2 separate regions of the Homo sapiens genome follow, and region 2 is linked to region 1. The links are chromatin loops, found by intact Hi-C in ENCODE. Cell type or tissue: mammary epithelial cell. All regions are shown on one strand. Each heading gives the region's core, and the rest is flanking DNA. Links, peaks and the distances in the headings are about the cores only. Region 1 overlaps TNFRSF19 (TNF receptor superfamily member 19). Region 2 overlaps TNFRSF19 (TNF receptor superfamily member 19).

Region 1 (10,248 bases), core at 1,119-9,118:
CTAACTATTTCAAGGAGCTCTCCATTTGGATTGATTTCTAGGCTTGTCCGCTAATGAAATTTCTTATGCACTTATCCTCATTTTTGAAAATAACACCCCTGATATCAAAGTACTGATTTTCTGCCTTAGAAGTGAGTGTGTGAATGTTTCCCTGGCGTTAGCTTCTGAGCATGCACATGACTGGCTTAATTAGAGGAGAAGAAGTGCCATAATTCTGCCATCCACTGATAGTAACGCAGCAGTGGGAGCCTGAGAGACCCTTGATTATTCTCATGCTCACGGCTTCTTGAATAAAGTGGATGACTAAGTGGACTTACCATAGTAAGAGAGATCATTAGCAGTGGAAGACACATTTGAACTTGCTGAAAGAGCTGCCTTTGTGTCTAGGAAGGCCGACACTTGGTAATTATTAGACCAGGTCTTCGTTTCATCCTAGCGGTCTTTCCTTTTCACGCTTGCAAAGTCTGAATAGCTTTCTGTTACCCGTTAATCCCCACAGGAATGTGGCTTCGGCTATGGGGAGGATGCACAGTGTGTGACGTGCCGGCTGCACAGGTTCAAGGAGGACTGGGGCTTCCAGAAATGCAAGCCCTGTCTGGACTGCGCAGTGGTGAACCGCTTTCAGAAGGCAAATTGTTCAGCCACCAGTGATGCCATCTGCGGGGACTGCTTGCCAGGGTGAGTTGGCCAGTTTCTTTCACTTGTAATTATTTAATTAAGTAACTTTTAAAAAGGCAATTCCCTTGTTCCATTCTAAACTGGAATGCATGCTGGTATTAACCTGAAGATGCTGGTGGAGTATTTGTGACTTCTTTCAGTATTAACCACTGGATTATCTGTGGTACCGTGTGCCATGCATGCAGCAGACACTGGCTATAAAGAAAATGAATAGGCATGCTAACAAAGGATTTCTGTTATGAAAATCTAAGGAGTTCCTACAAATCAGTAAAAAAGAAAACTTGGACAAATGGACACAAAAATGAACAAGCAACCCACAAAAGAGGTGACCCATGTGACTGGCAATCCTCTGACAATGTTCACCCTCATTAGCATCAGAGGAGGGCAGGTTACACCATTCAGCCATTCAGCAGAGACGTGCCCAACCACCTTAGGCATTGCTTTACATACTTGGGCTATGTCAGAAAATAAAGTGGCAAAGATCCCTGCCCATGGGGAGCTTATTTCTTATAGGTTTTGTTTGTTTGTTTGTTTGTTTTGTTTTGTTCTGTTTTGAGATGGAATTTCGCTCTTGTCACCCAGGCTGGAGTGCAATGGCGCAATCTCAGCTCAGTGCAACCTGTGCCTCCCAGGTTCAAGTGATTCTTCTGCCTCAGCCTCCCGAGTAACTGGGATTACAGGCATGCGCCACCACGCCCGGCTAATTTTTTGTATTTTTAGTAGAGATGGTGTTTCTCCATGTTGGTTGGTCTCAAACTCCTGACCTCAGGTGATCTGCCTGCCTCAGCCTCCCAAAGTGCTGGGATTACAGGTGTGAGCCACCATGCCCGGCTTCTTATAGGGTTTTAAAAAATATTTAAATAGTAAATAATAAAGAAGCAAATTATGCAGAAAGATAGAAGATGATAACTGCTATGGAAGAAACCCTAAGGCAGACAAGGGCGATTGGGCATGGCCACAGTGAGGGGCAGGACAGTGACAGCGTAAATTGGGTTGTCAGGATAGGCTTTATTGCAAAGGTGAGATCTGAGCAAAGGCTTGAAGGAGACGAGGCACGGAGCCAAGCAGAGAGGTGGGGAAGAGCACCGCAGACAGAAGGAACCTCCAGCAAGAGGTTCTCAGGTGGGCATCTACCTGGTGTGGGTAAAAAACTGCCAGGAGGCCAAGGGAGTGGCAGAGAGAGGGAGGCGTGCAGTACACCAAGTTACAGAGAGCAGAGGAAGGGGTGGGCAGGTGCGAACGCAGAAGCCTTAAATAGACTTGTCAATAAGGCAGCCAGGTCCAGGGAAAGGAGAGGGACCACACCTGGGCCAGGGGGAGCACCAGGGAGGAGGAAGTTAAATTCCTGACTGCTTCTAAGTAACTGTGGGATGGATTAATACAGACAGCTGGAGGAGAGAGTCTGGATGAAGAGCCAGGGTGACAAGGGGGGTGATCTGTAAGGCAGGGAGAAGCCATTGCTACACCAAGTATGCAGAGAATGGGATGAAGCAGAATATCCTTAGAGCTTAATGGAGATAGAGTGGAGCCAAGAGTTACTGACCAAAGACAGAAGAGAGAGGAAGCAGAAACCCTGGAGCATCAGAAACCAGTCTGTATTGCAAAAGTAAGAAACAACCAGAAACTGCATTGCAGGGGCAGCAAACATTTATTACTTGCAATGTACCAGGCACCTGGCCAAGTACTTCTCATGAATTATTTTCTATACTTTTCACAATGTTTTAAGAAGGAAGAAACTGAGACTTATTAAGGATTAAGTTTATTCAGGCAAGATCACCTAACCTGTGTGTGGTGAGTCTGGGAGTCACATCATGGGAGTCTAACATCAGAATTCATGCTCCGAGGCACTACAGACAAAAGACTCTAACTGGATCGACCACAAGATCAGAGTGGTTTTGACCAGATGTCCCGGGGGTGGGGTCTTGTTGAGGCCAGAGAGGAGATAAAGCTCTGGGCCTGAAGGGTGGAAACAGAGTAGAAAATAGACTAGTGGGTCCCACGTGGTCATATACAGAGACCCAGCACCTAGGGAGCTGTAAGATGTAGTGGGCTAACACCAAAATACAAGCAGCAAAAGAAAAAATAGCTCTGTTGGACTTTATCAAAATTTTAAACTTTGTACTTCAAAGGAAATCCTTTGAAGTACAAAACACAACCACACAACCCACAAAATAGGAGAAAATACTGGCAAATCATATGTCTGGTAAGGAACTATCTTAAGTAGAATATGTCCTCACATATTCTTACAACTCAATAATAAAAAGACAAATAATTCAATTAAAATACAATGAAGGATTTGAATAGACATTTCTCCAAAGAAATATACAAATGTCCAATAAGCACATGAAAAGTTGCCCAACATCATTAACAATCAGGGAAATGCAAATCAAACCCACATTCTTCAACCCCACTAAGATAGCTATAGCCAACAAAAACCAGACGGTAACGGTGATGACATGGAGAGATTGGAATGTTGGTGATGACGTGGAGAGATTGAAACCCTCATACACTGTTGGTGGGAACGGCAAAGGGTACAGCCAGGTTGGAAAACAGTTTAGAGTTCCTTCAGAAAGTTAGACATAGAGTTACCACGTGACCTGACAGTTTGACTCTTAGGTATATAACCAAGAGAACTGAAAACACGTCCACACAAAAACTTGTACACTAGTGTTCGTAGCAGCAGTTTACGTAATAGCCAAAAAACTGAAACAACCAAGCTCTGGTTTGAATGTGTCCCCTCCAAAATTCAGTTGTTGCCAGTGCGATTATATTAAGAGGTGGGGCCTTTACGAGGTAATTAGGTCATGATGGGCCCTCCCCTCACAAATATGCCCTGATAAAGGGGCTTGACAGAGGGAATTTGTTCCTTTTTTATTTGCCTTCCACCTTCTGCCACGTAAGGACACAGCATTTCTTCCCTCTGAAGAGTGCAGCAGAAAGGCCCTCACCAGACGCCAGATACTGGCATCTTGATCTTGGACTTCCCAGCCTTCAGAACTATGAGAAATAAATTTCTGTTATTTATAAATTACCCAGTCTGTGATATTCTATTACAGCAGCACAAAACCGACTAAGACAAACCCAAGTGTCTATCAACTGATAAATGGAAAAACCAAATGGGATATATTCAAACAATGAAATATTATTCATCAGTAAAAAGGAAGGAAATGCTGACATGCTATGAGATGGATGAGCCTAGAAAACATTATGCCAAGTGAAATAAGCCAGTCACCAATGATGGCATATTACATGATTCTATTGAAATGTCCAGAATGGGCAAATCTACAGGGACAGAAAGGAAATTAGTGTTGCCTAAGGGCTGGGGTTGGGGAGAGTTGGGAATGGGAGGTGACTGATAAGGTTATGAGGCTTCTTTGGGGGATGATGAAAATGTCCTAAAATTGATTGTGGTGATGGTTGTACAACTCTGTGAATGTATGGAAAACCATCCAATTGTACACTTTAAATGGGTGAATTGTGTGGTATATAAAGTATAAGTCAATAAATCTGTGCCTTAAAAAAAAAAGGAACGGTCTATAATCTCAGACCTGTGATGATATCTATGGATAGCATTACTCAGAGTTTTGATCTTGTGCAAATCTAATTGAGGACATGAACGGAACATCTCACACACCTCTGTTGTTCGTGTTCTCCAGTTCCCTGATAAAAGCCTGTCTGTGCGTGTCTACTCTCTACATCTGGAGGTAGAGAAATGAGGAGGTCTACAGGGGATGTACAGGCTGAGATAGGCAGTGCCCAGGGAGGGTGGGGAAAGGCCTGACCTAGGACTGGGATTTTATAGAGCCCATGCAGGGCTGTGCTGCCGGAGTAGGGGAGCAGGTCTGCCCGGGACTCCACCGTGCCTGGTTCCTCCTGCTTCCCCGTGGTCCTTGTCATTTGAGCCCACTGCTCTAGTTTCTACAGTGTTTGTTTATTCTTTAGGTAAATACTTAGCTATAGGAAAGTTATAAGTGAATAGACAGTTGAGTGATGTTTCACAATTTATTTATATGATTACTTTAAAATCCCATTTTTTTCTAAGTCAGCATTAGTATATGAGGCAGGCGTAATTACATAGTGACTTTTACCCAGGTCTTTTCAAAGTGTTTTCAAAGTACTCTTCCAGTTTAACTGTACTTCTGTGAAGAAACCAAATAGTTGGAACCCATTTTATAAACAGAAAAACTGAGGCAGAAAGACGTGAGCAAAATGCATATTGCTCCCCAAAAAGCAATGCAGAAGTCAGGCAAAAGGCAGGCATTGCTCTTTTTGGTGCCACTCTGCCTCCTGCGGCCTCATTCTCTAGCAAGAACCTGCTGCTGTCCATAGGCCGAGGTCCCCCAGGACACCAGCTGCTTCCCTCTCAGTAGCAGGTAGGGTGTGGAAATCATCTGTCCTCCGTGCCCACAATTTGAGTCATTCGAGAGAGCCAGTCCCCTTATTCCCACATCTGCTCTGTGACTTTAGACAAGTCATTTAACTTCTCTGAAATGCACTCTTCTCACCTGTAAAATGACCATGCTGTAAGAATCCACCCTGCAGAATTGTTAGAAGGATTAGAAATAGAAGGCATGTAAAGTGCCTAGCAGAGTGCCTAAGCCATAGGAAGTCCTAATGGAATATTGGACATTATTGCCAATTGATGATTTTGGGGGCCAGTGAAAACTTGGCATGACTTTTTCAGAGTGTGGCCAACAGGCCTCCAAGCTCCTCTGCTGGCAGCCGGTTCCTGAGTCCTTCCTGGCTCAGGGGAACTGGAACCCGCCCTGAAGAGTAGGCTGGCCCCTGCCAGCTCTTTGCTTCTTCTGGTGACAATGACAACTAACATTGAGCACTTACTATCATCCGAACCACTCTGTAAAGTAGGGATTCCTACCACCCCCTCTTAACAAAGAGGGAAACTGGTTCTCAGAGTGGATAAATGACTTCCCAGAATCACCCAGCTTGTAAATGAAAGGACTGGAATTCACCTTGCAGCTCCTCTGCCCCATGCTTAGGTGCATGTCTGATATCACTGGGAGGTCACCGCTGGGGCTTCCGTGATTGATTGATGGGAATCACAGGGACTGCCTCCGTCCGTGTGTGCTGTGTGCCCACTTCACCCTCACCCTACCCTCAGCAGACCCCTTGCTCCTGGAAGCTGCCTGAGTTGCCTGGGTTTTCGCATCCCTTTGCCTCAGCTCTCTGGTCTGTGCTCAGGGTGTTCCCTAGTAACCATGACACTGTTTAGGAGACCTAGACTCTTACTCTAATGATTAATCTTGTCATTAGCATTTGTTCACCTTCAGATAAGGGGCTATTGCTGTGGATTGCTGAGGAACACAAACAGCAGGCTGACTAACCACCAAGGTGCTAGCAAGAGCCCAGGACAGAGCAACGCTGTCATCCAGTGTCTCACAGACACTTCAGAAAATCCCATCCTGACTTGACTGTGACTCACAGGGCATAGTAACTGCCCTCAACCTTGTGTTAAGTGAGGTCATTGTAAAACCGGAGCTGTTCTATGGCATGCCATCTCCTTGCAGAAATGCACTCACTGATTGAAGAATTAGCAGTCTACAGCCAGATTTTTTTAAAATAGCAGTTTTCAAACACTGTGTTCATTAGGCTAACCAGTGCTATTTGGATTCAGTTCAGTTAAAAATTCCTCTTCATTGGGAGGCTGAGGCAGGTGGATCGCTTGAGCTCAAGAGTGTGACATCAGCCTGGGCAACATGGCGAAACCCTATCTCTAAAAAAAAAAAAAATACAAAAATTAGCTGGGCATGGTGATACACACCTGTAGTCCCAGCTACTTGGGAGGCTAAGATGGGAGGATGGCTTGAGCCCAGGAGGCAGAGGCTGAGGCAGAGCCAAGATCGCACCACTGCACTCCAGCCTGGGTGACAGAGCGAGACTGTCTCAAAACAAACAAAAAAGAATGAAGAAGCAAGCAGACCAGATACTGTTGATAGCTGCTCTCAGAGCTAGGTCTGAGCATCACCTCTTCATGCGTAGTAGTCACACGGGAGCCCCACTCACCCTCCTTTCTAAATAGCATTTCTTATTATTTCTAGTTAGTATTTAATGGTCATTCAGGCCTGGCGTGGTGGTCACACCTGTAATCCCAGCACTTTGGGAGGCCGAGGATGGTAGATCACACGGTCGGGAGTTCGAGACCTGTCTGGCCAACATAGTGAAACCCCGTCTCTACTAAAAATGCAAAAAACAAAATTAGCTGGGCATGGTAAACGGGTGCCTGTAATCCCAGCTACTTGGGAGGCTGAGGGAGGAGAATCGCTGGAACCTGGGAGGCAGAGGTTGCAGTGAGCTGAGATCATGCCACTGCACTCCAGCCTGGGCAACAGAGCGAGACTCCATCTCAAGAAATAAATAAACATTATTTAATTAATTAATTAAAAAATAAAAATGGTCATTCAAAACATGACAACCTTCTAGCCTCATTTGTCTCATGGTCCTCAAACTTTTAAAAAAAATTTTGGCAAATATATTCTCTTCGATTGTCAGGGAAGGCTCAGACCTCTAAACTGTTTTGTCACAATTAGAATTCTTTATTTTTAAAATGTTAAGTAGTGTCTATGCTTGATCATCAATACCTCCCATTTTCCTAACTTTTTAAGTGTTAAAAGATGGATTTCTGTATCCCCAATATTTATTCTTGAGAATGTTGGATATTACATTTTTTAACTTTTTTTGCTTTTTACATGAAGTGAGTTTTTATGTATAAAACACTATTTTGTGCTTTCTTGATATTTAATTCAATGAACTTCTATTGGGCAAGTTTTCGGGGTGAAAAGATAAAAAGTATTAGTCTGGATGTGTTACAATGTTTAGCAAGACTTCTTAAAGAAGAAAGCTCCTTTATATTGTCTTGTGATTTTTTAAAAAAATTGTATATGCATTTTTTTATTGTGGTAAAAAACACATAACATAAAATTTACCATCTTCACCATTTTTAGGTGCGCAGTTCAGTAGAGTTAAGTATATTCACATTGTTGTGAAACAGATCTCCAGAACTTTTTCATCTTCTCAAGCTGAAACTCTATACCCGTTAAACAACTCCCCTTTGCTTCTTCCCCCAGCCCGTGGAAACCACCTTTCTTTCTGTTTCTGTGAATTTGACTACTCTTAAGTACCTCATGTAATTGGAGTCATTCAGTATCTGTCTTTTTATGACAGGCTTGTGTCACTTAGCACCATGTCCTCAAGGTTTATACATGTTGTAGCATGTGACAGGAACCCCTCCTACTTGTTAAGACTAATAATATTTCATTCTGTGAAATACTTTGTTTATCCATATTCATCAGTGGACATTTGGGTTTCTTCTGCCTTTTGGCTACTGTGAATAGTGCTGCAGTGAATACAAGCATGCAAGTATCTCTTCAAGACCCTGATTTGAGTTCTTTTAGATATAGACACAGTAGTGGAATTGCTGGATTATATGGTAGTTCTGTTTTTAATATTTTGAGGAACCTACGTGCTGTTTTCCATAGCGGCTGCACCATTTTATTGTCCCGTCAGCAGTATACAAGGGTTCCAGTTTCTTCACATCCTTGCCAACACTTGTTATTATCTGTTTGTTTGTTGTTATTGTTTTGACAGTAGCCATCCTTATGGGTGTGAGGTGATATCTCATGTGGTTTTGACTTTTCAGTTCAGGGATGATTAGTGATGTTGAACATGTTTTTATATACCTGTCAGCCATGTGAGATATTTCTCCAAAGACATTTCTCTGGAGAAATGTCTATTCAAGTCCCTTGCCCATTTTTAAATTAGGTTGATTTTTTAATTGATGAGTTTATAGGAATTCTTTATATATTATAAATATTAACCCTTTATCAGACATATGATTTGCAGATATTTTCTTCCATTCCATAGGAATGTTTATGTCCTCTGATTTTAAGTTTAATATAGTCCCATTTGTCAATTTTTTCTCTTGTTTCCTATGGTTTTGGTGTCATATTTAAGAAATCATTGCCATAACTAATGTCATGAAGCTTTTCCTCTATATTTTCTTCTAGGAGTTTTATAGTTTTAGGTCTTTAATCTGTTGCATGTGGATGTCCAGTTTCTCCAACATTCCTTAAAGAGACTGTTCTTTCCTCACTGAGTGGTCTTGGCACCTTGTTGAAAGTCATTGACCATATACATGACGGTTTACTTCTGGGATCTCTTGTCTATTCCACTGGTCTAGTTGTCTGTCTTTATGCCAGTACTACATATTTTGATTATTGTTGCATTGTATTAAGTTTTGAAATCAGGAAGTATGAGTCCTCGAACTTTGTTTTTTTTTTTAATTTTTACTTCATAAATTCCAAAAGGAGTAATTTTATTAATATCTAATGGGAAGTCACTGTATTATATATCCTTTGAAAAGATTGTCATAATCAAGTGAAAATAGAATGTTGAGCAATTTCTGAATGTATCTGGGCATTTGAGATAACTTACCTAGTTTCAAATGCAAATTTTGCTTCTACCATAAATTATACAGATTTGCTACTACATTATGCAGTTTCACAAGATAATTGCATCTACCTGTCCTTTGTAGACTTGTTCTCTATATTACTATTTTTGTCATAGAAAATTTATGTTATATATATGAAAAAAAGAAAATCACTTGAATTCCCACAATCTAGAAATAGTCGCTGTTCATATACAGTATATAATATACTCCCAAAATTTTTTCATTGCAAATATATACACATAACTTTTTTTTTTTTTTGAGGTGGAGTTTCACTCTTGTTGCCCAGGCTGGAGTGCAATGGCGCGATCTTGGCTCACTGCAACCTCTGCCTCCCAGGTTCATGTGATTCTCCTGCCTCAGCCTCCTGAATAGCTGGGATTATAGGCGCCCACCACCATGCCCAGCTAATTTTTTGTATTTTTCATAGAGACGGGGTTTCACCATTTTGGCCAGGCTGGTCTTGAACTCCCGACCTCAGGTGATCCACCTGCCTCAGCCTCCCAAAGTGCTGGGATTACAGGCGTGAGTCACTGCGCCTGGCCACACACGACTATTTTTATATGTATTGGTAAAGAATCTGAGAAAATTGATAATAAAAGTGTGTGCCTGCACAAAATGGAATTATATGCATTCCTTTGTTTTCACTTAATGATATTTCATGACTTTTTAAAAATGCGTATGGTAGGTCTTCATCATCATTTTTAAAGGACACCTGGCATTCTATTGCCTTGGGTCTACCCTGATTGGTTATTGGTGGACATTGGGATTGTGCCTAATTAGCTTTTTTCCTTTCATAAACAATGCTGTGATTGTATTCTTTTTTTTTTTTTTTTTTTTGAGACAGAGTCTTGCTCTTTTGCCCAGGCTGGAGTGCAGTGGCGCTATCTCAGCTCACTACAAGCTCCACCTCCCGGGTTCACGCCATTCTCCTGCCTCAGCCTCCCTAGTAGCTGGGACTACAGGCGCCCGCCACCACGCCCAGCTATTTTTTTGTATTTTTAGTAGAGATGGGGTTTCACCATGTTAGCCAGGATGGTCTCGATCTCCTGACCTCGTGATCCACCTGCCTCGGCCTCCCAAAGTGCTGGGATTACAGGCGTGAGCCC
Region 2 (10,248 bases), core at 1,054-9,053, 54 kb after region 1:
TCTTTGTAAGTACAACCACTTAGCACAGCACCTGCTGCCTCCTTCCCTGGTTGAGAGAGGTGAGTCGGGTATGGGAGCATCTTGCAGACAATTCCTGACCTTCATTTCTTCCTGTTATATATACTTATTATTATATATATATTACTTATGCCCAATACTTAAATCTACTTCATTCACTGCCAAGTTTATGTGAATTTTGGTCTCCTAAAGCTGCTCTTTTCCCTCCTCTCTCCTTGGCTGTTGTTTTCTGGATCACTCTGCTTTACCGGATTGATTGATTTGGCTGGAAATTGATTGTTGGTTGTGACCTGAGACCAGGTCATAAGACCCTCTCAGGTGGAATGGTTTAAGATCAGGTTTGGGTGGAGCGAGGGTGGCACCTGCAGAGAGATGGGGGCTTTCTGCGTGCTGCAAAGCTGGAGGCAGCAAAGGATTCAGGGATAACTGGGCACGTCTCTGCTTTCTTCAGGTGAGGATGTGGCCTTTGCTGAATTTGACCTAATGTTTGTAAACATTTCCTTAAATGGGAGTGCATGTATTGTTAGTGTTAAGTTCTAGGAGAAAAGTGTCAAGCCTTGAGTGTAAAAGGGCAGAGTCACAGCAACAGTCCAGCTCCCAGGCCCACAAGACTCTGCCCCACAAAGAGGTTGCTGCTCTCACTGCCTGTCCCTCCCTGCCCCAGATCAGGGTTGTGGGTGCTGAGGAGGCAGCTGAGCCTGCTCCAGAGGGGCCTCACTTCCATGTCATTCTGTATCCTGGCCTGATTATATCAGAGACTTAGTGCAGAGTCAAAGTGTGAACGCTGATATGTTCCTTTTAAGATCAGTTCATAAGTTACATACTGATCTAAGTCTGCAGTACTTGTTTTTGTTTTTGGTTTTTGGGTTTTGAAACGGGGTCTCTCTCTGTCGCCCAGGCCAGAGCTCAGTGGAGCAATCACAGCTCACTGCAGCCTCGTCCTCCTGGGCTCAAGCCATCTTCCCACCTTGTTTGCTTTTTTAAAGTACAAAAAAAAATTATCTGGAGAACTTTTAGGGGATTCTATAGACAAAACATTTTTTAGCTTTGGAGGGAAAAAATTGGTTTCATTCTCAAAACGGGGGAATGGAGAAGTAAGAGAAGGGAGACGAGTGAATGAAGGAAAAACAAATTAGGCAGTTAACACATACAAAGTATCTACCTCTGAGCTCTGCCTGGAGTTAGGAAAGGCTGTTCACTGATCTTGTTCTTTTGAGCCATCCATAATTTGTAAAATTGTTATGATAATAAATAAGAAAAGACTTAAGAATTAACCTAGCTGAGTGTAAGTCTCAAGAATGGACTGTGCCCCACACAACGTAGGAACTGAGAGGCCCCAGCAGCCGAGAGCAGGTAACAAGTCCTTCAAAGCAGAGAGCGTCCACTGACGGATCAGAGGATGCTAGAAACAGGCGGAACCCCCCTGCTCAGCAACAGAGGGCTCAGCTGCCTCCCAGCAGCACTAAATGAGGGGCCCTCGCCATGTCTAGTGCATCATCCGTGCCTCTCTTGTTAGGAGATCATCTGAAGAACTAGGGTTACGGTGCTGCCAGCTGACTAATGACTGTTTTTCAGTTTTGTCAGGAAACAGAATTACCACTCACCTTAATTTTGTAGCTTGTACCCAAGTTTGTGATGTCAATTGCCAAGACTAAGGAATGAAACGTCTTCATACGAGGTCATCCCGGAGCCAACTCATTGCCTGCTTTTTTTCTGTGTATGTTGGTGGTGTGGCGGGGACAGGATTGATAAGCACTGTCATCACAGCTGTATGAACATGATATTTTAGAAACATGTTTTAGTTGATGAGATTGGCATATCATGACTTACTAACTCTTTTTCAAAGACATGCAAGGTAGTTCTCATGATTTATATACACTTTCAACTCAAATCATTATGAAAAGAAAGTTACAATTATATCTAAACTGAACCTGATGAGAAAATATTACACTCAAGTTGCACAGTATAATAATTTATTAATGAAAGGTTTTTACTAACTTTTCAAGATGTGTAGCCCTATAATTGTTAGATTAATTTAGGTAAATCTAAGTATGACATTGAATTTAAAAAAGGAAGCGTTAAAATATAAACCATTTTGATTTTTCCCCTATAATAGTGAATAATATTTTGAGCCCATTTTACGAGATAATCATTTCCAGATGCTGGAAAAAAAAAAAACTTTAGTTGCACTTACTAATCTGTGAAATGTAGCAAATGAACCTTAAGCTACTTCAGGCCTTTGGGGGCCTGGTCCTCCTCTTTATTTCAAGGTCCAACCAAGTGTTTAACTCAAGTAGTTTTGCTTCTGTTTTTCTTTCCCAATCTAAATTCCAACCCACATTTCCCCCAACAGGCTAATTTTCCAACTAGAGGACACATTCACATCTCATAAAGAATTTGATTTTAGGCTGAGGCAGGAAGATGACTTGAGCCCAGGAGTTTGAGGCTTGAGGCTGCAGTGAGCTAGGATCACGCCGCTGCACTCCAGCCTGGGCAACAAAGCAAGACCCTGTCTCTTAAAAAATAAAATAAAATAATTTGATTTCAGCAGCTCACTATTATGAACCAAAGCACAGGGCTTCTTGTTAATTTTATCCATTCCACAGGTTTGTGTTCAATTAGCTTGGCTCCATGATGTGGGCTCGTTCATAGCTCAGGAAAACAACATGTGTCCATCTGGGAGGTGGAAAAGGAGCAGCTGTGGCCAAACAGCACTTCTGTCTTTACGTGGTGTAAGGCCATGATTTCAGCGCATGATGCATTTGTTTACACAACCTGCATTTCCACACACTAGTTTTCTTGTGGGTGATTTAAGATGACCCATAATCTGATGATAGTTATGGTTCCAGATAAAGCAAATAGGTGTGAGAGCCTTCTTTAGTTTGTATGACTCAATTTTAATCAAGTTTTTCCTATACACATCTCTCCAGAAGGGAACAAAACTGAGATATTTGGAACATTTTTTGCTGAGATATTTGAGAGAACAAAGCCAGCCTGTTTACCTACAGGAAAAGCATATCTTGAAGTTGTTTTTAATGCAACATTTAAAATGTCAACAGGAACAGACAGAAAGAAGGTTAGAAAACATATGAGAGGACCCTGGGTTCTAGTGTTTCAATCTATTGAAATGTCTACTTTTTCCTTATTGGCAAAATGAGGATAATTTGCCTCCCACAGAAGGGTTCATGTAGTTATTATAATCATGTCAGTTAATCAACATATTTGATAAAACTATCTCCTGTTATTGGAAGTGTTTCATAAGATTTTACTTCTAAATAATCTCCTTAGACCTAGGAATAATTTTTTTGCATACACTTAACCTGGTATGTCACCAATGCCAAATTAGTGGTAAGTTAGTGAAGGGTTAATACATGAAATTAATGTTCAGTGGTTTCACTTGTCCCCTTCCCGGCATTGACGTCAGTGCCCTTTGTGATGAGGACACGTCTAATGGCTACACTTTGCTGAGGATATTCTCCCGATAAGGACTGTGAGTATGCTAGGGAGATTGTTATAAGAGAAATCTTATTCCCAACTATTTCTGAACATTCTCTAATAGTTTAATGGAAGTACATTCAAAGACTAAGTTGGCAGATAAAGAATGGTACTATTCATTCATCTTTGTTCTTTGAAAGAAAGGAAATACAGAATCCTAAAATATTTACCTACAAATGCTTTAAAGGAACACAGTATAGAAGAAAGAAGCTTTAAATGTTTGAATAAGGTTGAAAGCCCACAAAAGAATTGTTGTTAATACATTATGATTGCTATGGGTTACGGTATCATCTTTTAAGTACTCTGCAGTTATTGGGTGACTACGAATTGTTATGAAAATATTTATTTTATCCTGAGATTACATGGGTAGCTGGATATTTGGATACTATTGAATGAGTTTCTTGTCCATATGCTATTATTATATCCATGTATACTACTAGTAAAAGTTATGCATAATAATTCTTTACCATTGAAATTTAGCAGATTTAACTTGTAAGACATTATTTCTAAAGCTTCCTTTCTGTTGCTGTTTTAGGAAGCTTAAAGAACCTGCTTCTTTCTGCAGTAGAAGCGTGTGCTGGAACCCAAAGAGTACTCCTTTGTTAGGCTTATGGACTGAGCAGTCTGGACCTTGCATGGCTTCTGGGGCAAAAATAAATCTGAACCAAACTGACGGCATTTGAAGCCTTTCAGCCAGTTGCTTCTGAGCCAGACCAGCTGTAAGCTGAAACCTCAATGAATAACAAGAAAAGACTCCAGGCCGACTCATGATACTCTGCATCTTTCCTACATGAGAAGCTTCTCTGCCACAAAAGTGACTTCAAAGACGGATGGGTTGAGCTGGCAGCCTATGAGATTGTGGACATATAACAAGAAACAGAAATGCCCTCATGCTTATTTTCATGGTGATTGTGGTTTTACAAGACTGAAGACCCAGAGTATACTTTTTCTTTCCAGAAATAATTTCATACCGCCTATGAAATATCAGATAAATTACCTTAGCTTTTATGTAGAATGGGTTCAAAAGTGAGTGTTTCTATTTGAGAAGGACACTTTTTCATCATCTAAACTGATTCGCATAGGTGGTTAGAATGGCCCTCATATTGCCTGCCTAAATCTTGGGTTTATTAGATGAAGTTTACTGAATCAGAGGAATCAGACAGAGGAGGATAGCTCTTTCCAGAATCCACACTTCTGACCTCAGCCTCGGTCTCATGAACACCCGCTGATCTCAGGAGAACACCTGGGCTAGGGAATGTGGTCGAGAAAGGGCAGCCCATTGCCCAGAATTAACACATATTGTAGAGACTTGTATGCAAAGGTTGGCATATTTATATGAAAATTAGTTGCTATAGAAACATTTGTTGCATCTGTCCCTCTGCCTGAGCTTAGAAGGTTATAGAAAAAGGGTATTTATAAACATAAATGACCTTTTACTTGCATTGTATCTTATACTAAAGGCTTTAGAAATTACAACATATCAGGTTCCCCTACTACTGAAGTAGCCTTCCGTGAGAACACACCACATGTTAGGACTAGAAGAAAATGCACAATTTGTAGGGGTTTGGATGAAGCAGCTGTAACTGCCCTAGTGTAGTTTGACCAGGACATTGTCGTGCTCCTTCCAATTGTGTAAGATTAGTTAGCACATCATCTCCTACTTTAGCCATCCGGTGTTGGATTTAAGAGGACGGTGCTTCTTTCTATTAAAGTGCTCCATCCCCTACCATCTACACATTAGCATTGTCTCTAGAGCTAAGACAGAAATTAACCCCGTTCAGTCACAAAGCAGGGAATGGTTCATTTACTCTTAATCTTTATGCCCTGGAGAAGACCTACTTGAACAGGGCATATTTTTTAGACTTCTGAACATCAGTATGTTCGAGGGTACTATGATATTTTGGTTTGGAATTGCCCTGCCCAAGTCACTGTCTTTTAACTTTTAAACTGAATATTAAAATGTATCTGTCTTTCCTAGTATGTTTTTATCTTCTCATGTATTATCCATGGTTTTCTCTGTTTGTGACAGATTAGTAAAATTTAATGAGCCCTCTTTCTTGTGGCCGTTTCTCCATAGTTTTAGGTTTTGATATGTGTTTACTAGCTTGCCTGTGTCTGGTACATCTCATGACCTCAATTCCCTCACCTGAAATAGGAAATGAGAATGTTTCATTGTAGCCCCAAGCGGTCATGTCAACCTAGTGCCTAGTCATAATTAATTGACTTTTCCTGTATTACTTCTTTTTTTAAGTATAAACCAATGATCCTTTGGTAGTCAAGAACTCTTAGGAACATTGCCTTTTGGACATGTAAAATATTTAGGATTTGACCACACAATGGCTATGAAAATGCAAGTAGTTTCCTCGCGTGACCTCACCATGATTCACATACGTGCCACTGTTTGAAATCTGGTCTGTTTGCATTTCTGTTATGACAGAGAGATGATGTTTGCATTTCTGTTATGACAGAGAGATGATGAAAGTAGGCAGGGCTGTGTTCCTTTGTGTAGCCTGTATATATTTTCCATATGTAGAGCCCTGATTAACTTCAAGGACAAACACTGGCTGGAGAAAGCCAGACTGATGGGAATGAGACTTTGGCCAAAAATCCCAAAACATCATTTTCAATCAGTAGAGAAGTGCTTAGGGTTGAAAATTGATTTCATTTGCTACTGAATTTGGTAAATCCTGGGTAACTTTTATCAAGATGAAGACATTTTACCCTACCTACTCTAGAAATATACAACAATGTTATATTTTACACTCCTTGGAAACATTTGAGGAAAAAAATGCAATTTGCACTTCACTTTGTTGGAATATCCCATAGCACTCAATAAACTCAGCTGCTAGAGTGCCGATGTCAGGAGGGCTGTGTCGGGTAATGCGTGTGGCTGAATGGGCATAACCACTGTGGCTTCTTGTGCTGCAGAAGCTCGTTGACAAGACTGAGGAGGATTTCAAGAGCAACCAAGTAAAGTCATGAATTTTCTAATTTTGTGTATATGGAATATATTTTTAAATAGAGATTTTTCTACTTTAGATAATGTGTTAATATTGCTATTACCTAGGTTAAGCACTATTGTCTGTGCTAGTAAGAAAAAGAAAGGAAAACCATCATTGCTTTATAGTAGCTTATATCAATTTAGATTTCATCATTACTATTTTGCATACTGGAATTTATAAATGTGTAAATTATCATTTTCTTAGTTTTGTAATACCTTTTTTATTTGTGAATAAAATTATCACCTGGTATTCTTATTTATGTGTTCAGTGAGAGAATGACTGATTTTGTGGATGCAGACATGTTTTTTTCTTTTCAGAAGTCTGTGTGAGGGTTTTGCAGAGTTCTGCTCTCTCGGCACAGGCAGCGGCTCCTGCCTGTGGTCCCAGATACTAGGAGGCTGAGGCAGAAGGATCATGAGCCTAGGAGTTTGAGGCGTGCCTAGGAGTTTGAGGCCAGCCTGGACAACATAATGAGGCTGTGTCACTAAAAAATGTGCTCCAGAGAGGGATGGAACCCTCTCTGCCTCCTCAGGCTTTTGGAGGGCTATTTGTAATCCTCACTGGTGACCTGTGAGGGATAGCCTGGGAACAGAACCAGGCGCATTGGGCTAGTGGAAGGTGCTCTGCGGCCCCTGAGAAGCTTTGGCATCAAGGTCTTATCATGATCTCTTCATTTTTTCCCTTTTATGGCACAAAGAGGGAAGGAACTAAAGAGAAAGTTTTGTATCCTTGATGGAGCTCAGCCAGGTGTCCTCCTGCAGAGGAGGACTAAAGAGAGGAAGGTGGAGGCTTCCACAGATCAGCAATCCTTTTCTTCCCTCTACTCAGTAAAGCTTTTAAGGCTATTATTAGATTTTGAGAGAGGACTTTAAACTTTCTGGAAAAAAAAAACTTTAAAAAATGTTACAGTTACATCCTGCTTTCTCAGCAGGTGAGTTTCTGCTGTTGACACTGGATTCTCTGAGGGAAGGACATTGACTTCTTCCCCCTCTGACACCCCCACTCACACCCCAACCCCCCCAGAGCATGTGGACTTTCCTGGTGTCCATGGAGACTGGTTTAGCTTATAGGTACCATAAATCCATCAACTCTCTGACAAAAATAACTCAAAGCTAATAAGGTTCTCCCAGGAGGTCTGGACTATTTTATAGTAATGTGTCTGGAATTGGTGGGTTCTTGGTCTCACTGACTTCAAGAATGAAGCCACGGATCCTCGCGGTGAGTGTTACAGTTCTTAAGGATGGCGTGTCCAGAGTTTGTTCCTTCTGATGTTCGGACGTGTTCGGAGTTTCTTCCTTCTAGTGGGTTCATGGTCTCTCTGGCTTCAGGAGTGAAGCTGCTGACCTTCACGGTGTTACAGCTCTTAAGGCGGCACTCTGGAGTTGTTCGTTCCTCCTGTCTGGAGTTGTTCATTCCTCCCGGTGGGTTCGTGGTCTCACTGGCCTCAGGAGTGAAGCTGCAGACCTTCCCAGTGAGTGTTACACTCATAAAGGCAGTGCGAGCCCAAAGAGAGAGTAGCAGCAAGATTTATTGCAAAGAGCTAAAGAACAAAACTTCCACAGCATGGAAGGGGACCCGAGCAGGTTGCCACTGCTGGCTTGGGCAGCCTGCTTTTATTCCCTTATCTGGCCCCACCCACACCCTGCTGATTGGTCCATTTTACAGAGAGCTGATTGGTCCGTTTTGACTGGGTGCTGATTGTTGTCTTATTTGCAGTCCCCTAGCTAGACATAAAGATTCTCCAAGTCCCCACCAGATTAGCTAGACACAGGGTGCTGATTGGTGCATTTACAAACCTTGAATAGACACAGGGTGCTGATTGGTGTGTTTACAAACCATGAGCTAGACACAGAGTGCTGATTGGTGTATTTACAATCCCTTAGCTAGACATAAAGATTCTCCAAGTCCCCACCAGACTCAGGAGCCCAGCTGGCTTCACCTAATGGATCTCGCACGGGGGCTGCAGGCGCCAGTCCCACGCCATGCACCCGCACTCCTCAGCCCTTGGGCGGTGGATGGGACTGGGCGCCATGGAGCAGGGGGCGGGGCTCCTAGGGGAGGCTCCCGCAGCACAGGAGTCCACTTGTGGGGAGGCTTAGGTATGGTGGGCTGCAGGTCCTGAGCCCTGCCCCACGGGGAGGCAGCTGAGGCCCTGCGAGAATTCGAGCACAGCGCCGGCTGGGGTACCTGGCACACCCTCTGCAGCTGCTGGCCCTGGTGCAAAGCCCCTCACTGCTCAGGCCGGCGGGCCGGCTCCGAGTGTGTGGCCCACAAAGCCCACGCCCACCCAGAACGCGTACTGGCCCACAAGTGCTGGGCACAACCCCTGTTCCCGCCCACACCTCTCCCTCCACACCTCCCTGCAAGCAGAGGGAGCCGGCTCCGACCTCTGCCAGCCCAGAGAGGGGCTCCCATAGTACAGCAGCAGGCTGAAGGGCTCCTCAAGGGTGGCCAGACTTGGCGCAGAGGTTGAGGAGGCGCTGAGAGCGAGCAAGGGCTGCCAGCACACTGTCACCCCTCAGTAATAACAATGACATATTTTCATTATTACCACTATTATTAAGGTCTCTGCAACTGGGTACTTATTCTGAATGTGTCCCATTTTAAACTAAGAAGGTATTGTCTGATTTCTTTTTTTAAAATTTAATTTAATTAATTAATTTTTTTGAGACAGTCTTGCTCTGTCACCCAGACTGGAGTGCACCTCCCAGGTTCACACAATTCTCCTGCCTCAGCTTCCTGCATAGCTGGGATTACAGGCACATGCCACCACACCCGGCTAATTTTTGTGGGGTTTTTTTTTTTTTTTTTTTGTATAAACGGGGTTTCACCATGTTGGCCAGGCTAGTCTCAAACTCCTGACCTCAAATGATCCGCCCACTTCGGATTGCTGGAATCCCAAATTGCTGGAATTACATTTTTTAAAAACAAATTTGGCACCGACTAAGGTCTGTAAATAGAGCTTAAGTTTATCATTCAGTCTTGAAAGTGAACAGTGGTCTGAGAGGTTTCAAAATTGTCTATAATGTCAAACAAGTTTCAGTAAGTCCTGGTATGCAATTATAGGGATATAATTATGCTGAGTCAAGGCAGCAGTTCACACTAGCATTAGTTATGTCACACTTCAACCAACGGAGGGTTGAAAGGTTTCTACTCCAGAGAGTCAGCTGGCCAAGGGTAGGTCATGTCATGAATGGCCAGTGGCGTTTGAATTAGTGTGATCTATGGCTGCTTGAAATTCACCTCTCCAGAAGACTTGAATTTTTAAAAGTTATCAGCAAAACCACTTTCTCTAGAACCATGGGTGGTCTTCTGAAGCAGGTTTCATTTTTTGTTCTATAAAGAGAGAGGATTCTTTTTTCCATAATTTCTAATGGCATTAGCTATTCCTACTTAAGACTGAAATAGCTGTGTTCTGGTAGCTTTGTTTGGGGTGGAATTTAACTAGCAGAACTATGTAGAGGGATTTTCCTTACCTGGGTTGATTATTTACAGTAAATAGAAGATCTGCAGACCATTCTGCCAGCAATCTTTTAATAGCAGGTTAGGGAGGCAGGCTGCGCCACCGCAAGGCATGCTACCCCTCCACAGATCAGAGATGAATCATTTCCCTTGAAGTTCTAAACACAGGTCCAATTCCTCTCAGAAGACTCACTCTAGTAAGATGCATTTCCTGTGGCAGTCCTTAATGTATGCACTCAACATACATTTATATAGCATAGAGCATGTGCTT

What was found. Hi-C counts contacts between places; a loop is a spot of excess contacts. Peaks named below come from ENCODE experiments on the same cell type or tissue, not always from the same donor. Only the 100,000 strongest peaks of a DNase experiment are listed, where the experiment ranks them.
Region 2: a loop joins it to region 1, with 2.4 times the contacts of the local background. A loop is called at or near these places in 5 of 110 quality-filtered maps.

The regions. Positions count from the first base shown.
Region 1 is chr13:23,615,368-23,625,615 of GRCh38, forward strand. It overlaps TNFRSF19 (TNF receptor superfamily member 19), which reads left to right. Exons shown (of 10, transcript NM_148957.4): 4 at 500-678. Among named protein-coding and RNA genes, the nearest start is that of TNFRSF19, 50 kb to the left of the region's middle. RefSeq lists enhancers at 3,031-3,532, 5,663-6,162. In mammary epithelial cell, for the core only: no CTCF peak of the experiment used is centred there; DNase peaks (open chromatin) are centred at 3,144 and 6,064; H3K27ac peaks cover 1,216 bases.
Region 2 is chr13:23,669,324-23,679,571 of GRCh38, forward strand. TNFRSF19 (TNF receptor superfamily member 19) reads left to right here. Exons shown (of 10, transcript NM_148957.4): 10 at 4,049-6,770. The coding sequence ends at 4,057. Among named protein-coding and RNA genes, the nearest start is that of TNFRSF19, 100 kb to the left of the region's middle. In mammary epithelial cell, for the core only: no CTCF peak of the experiment used is centred there; a DNase peak (open chromatin) is centred at 5,908.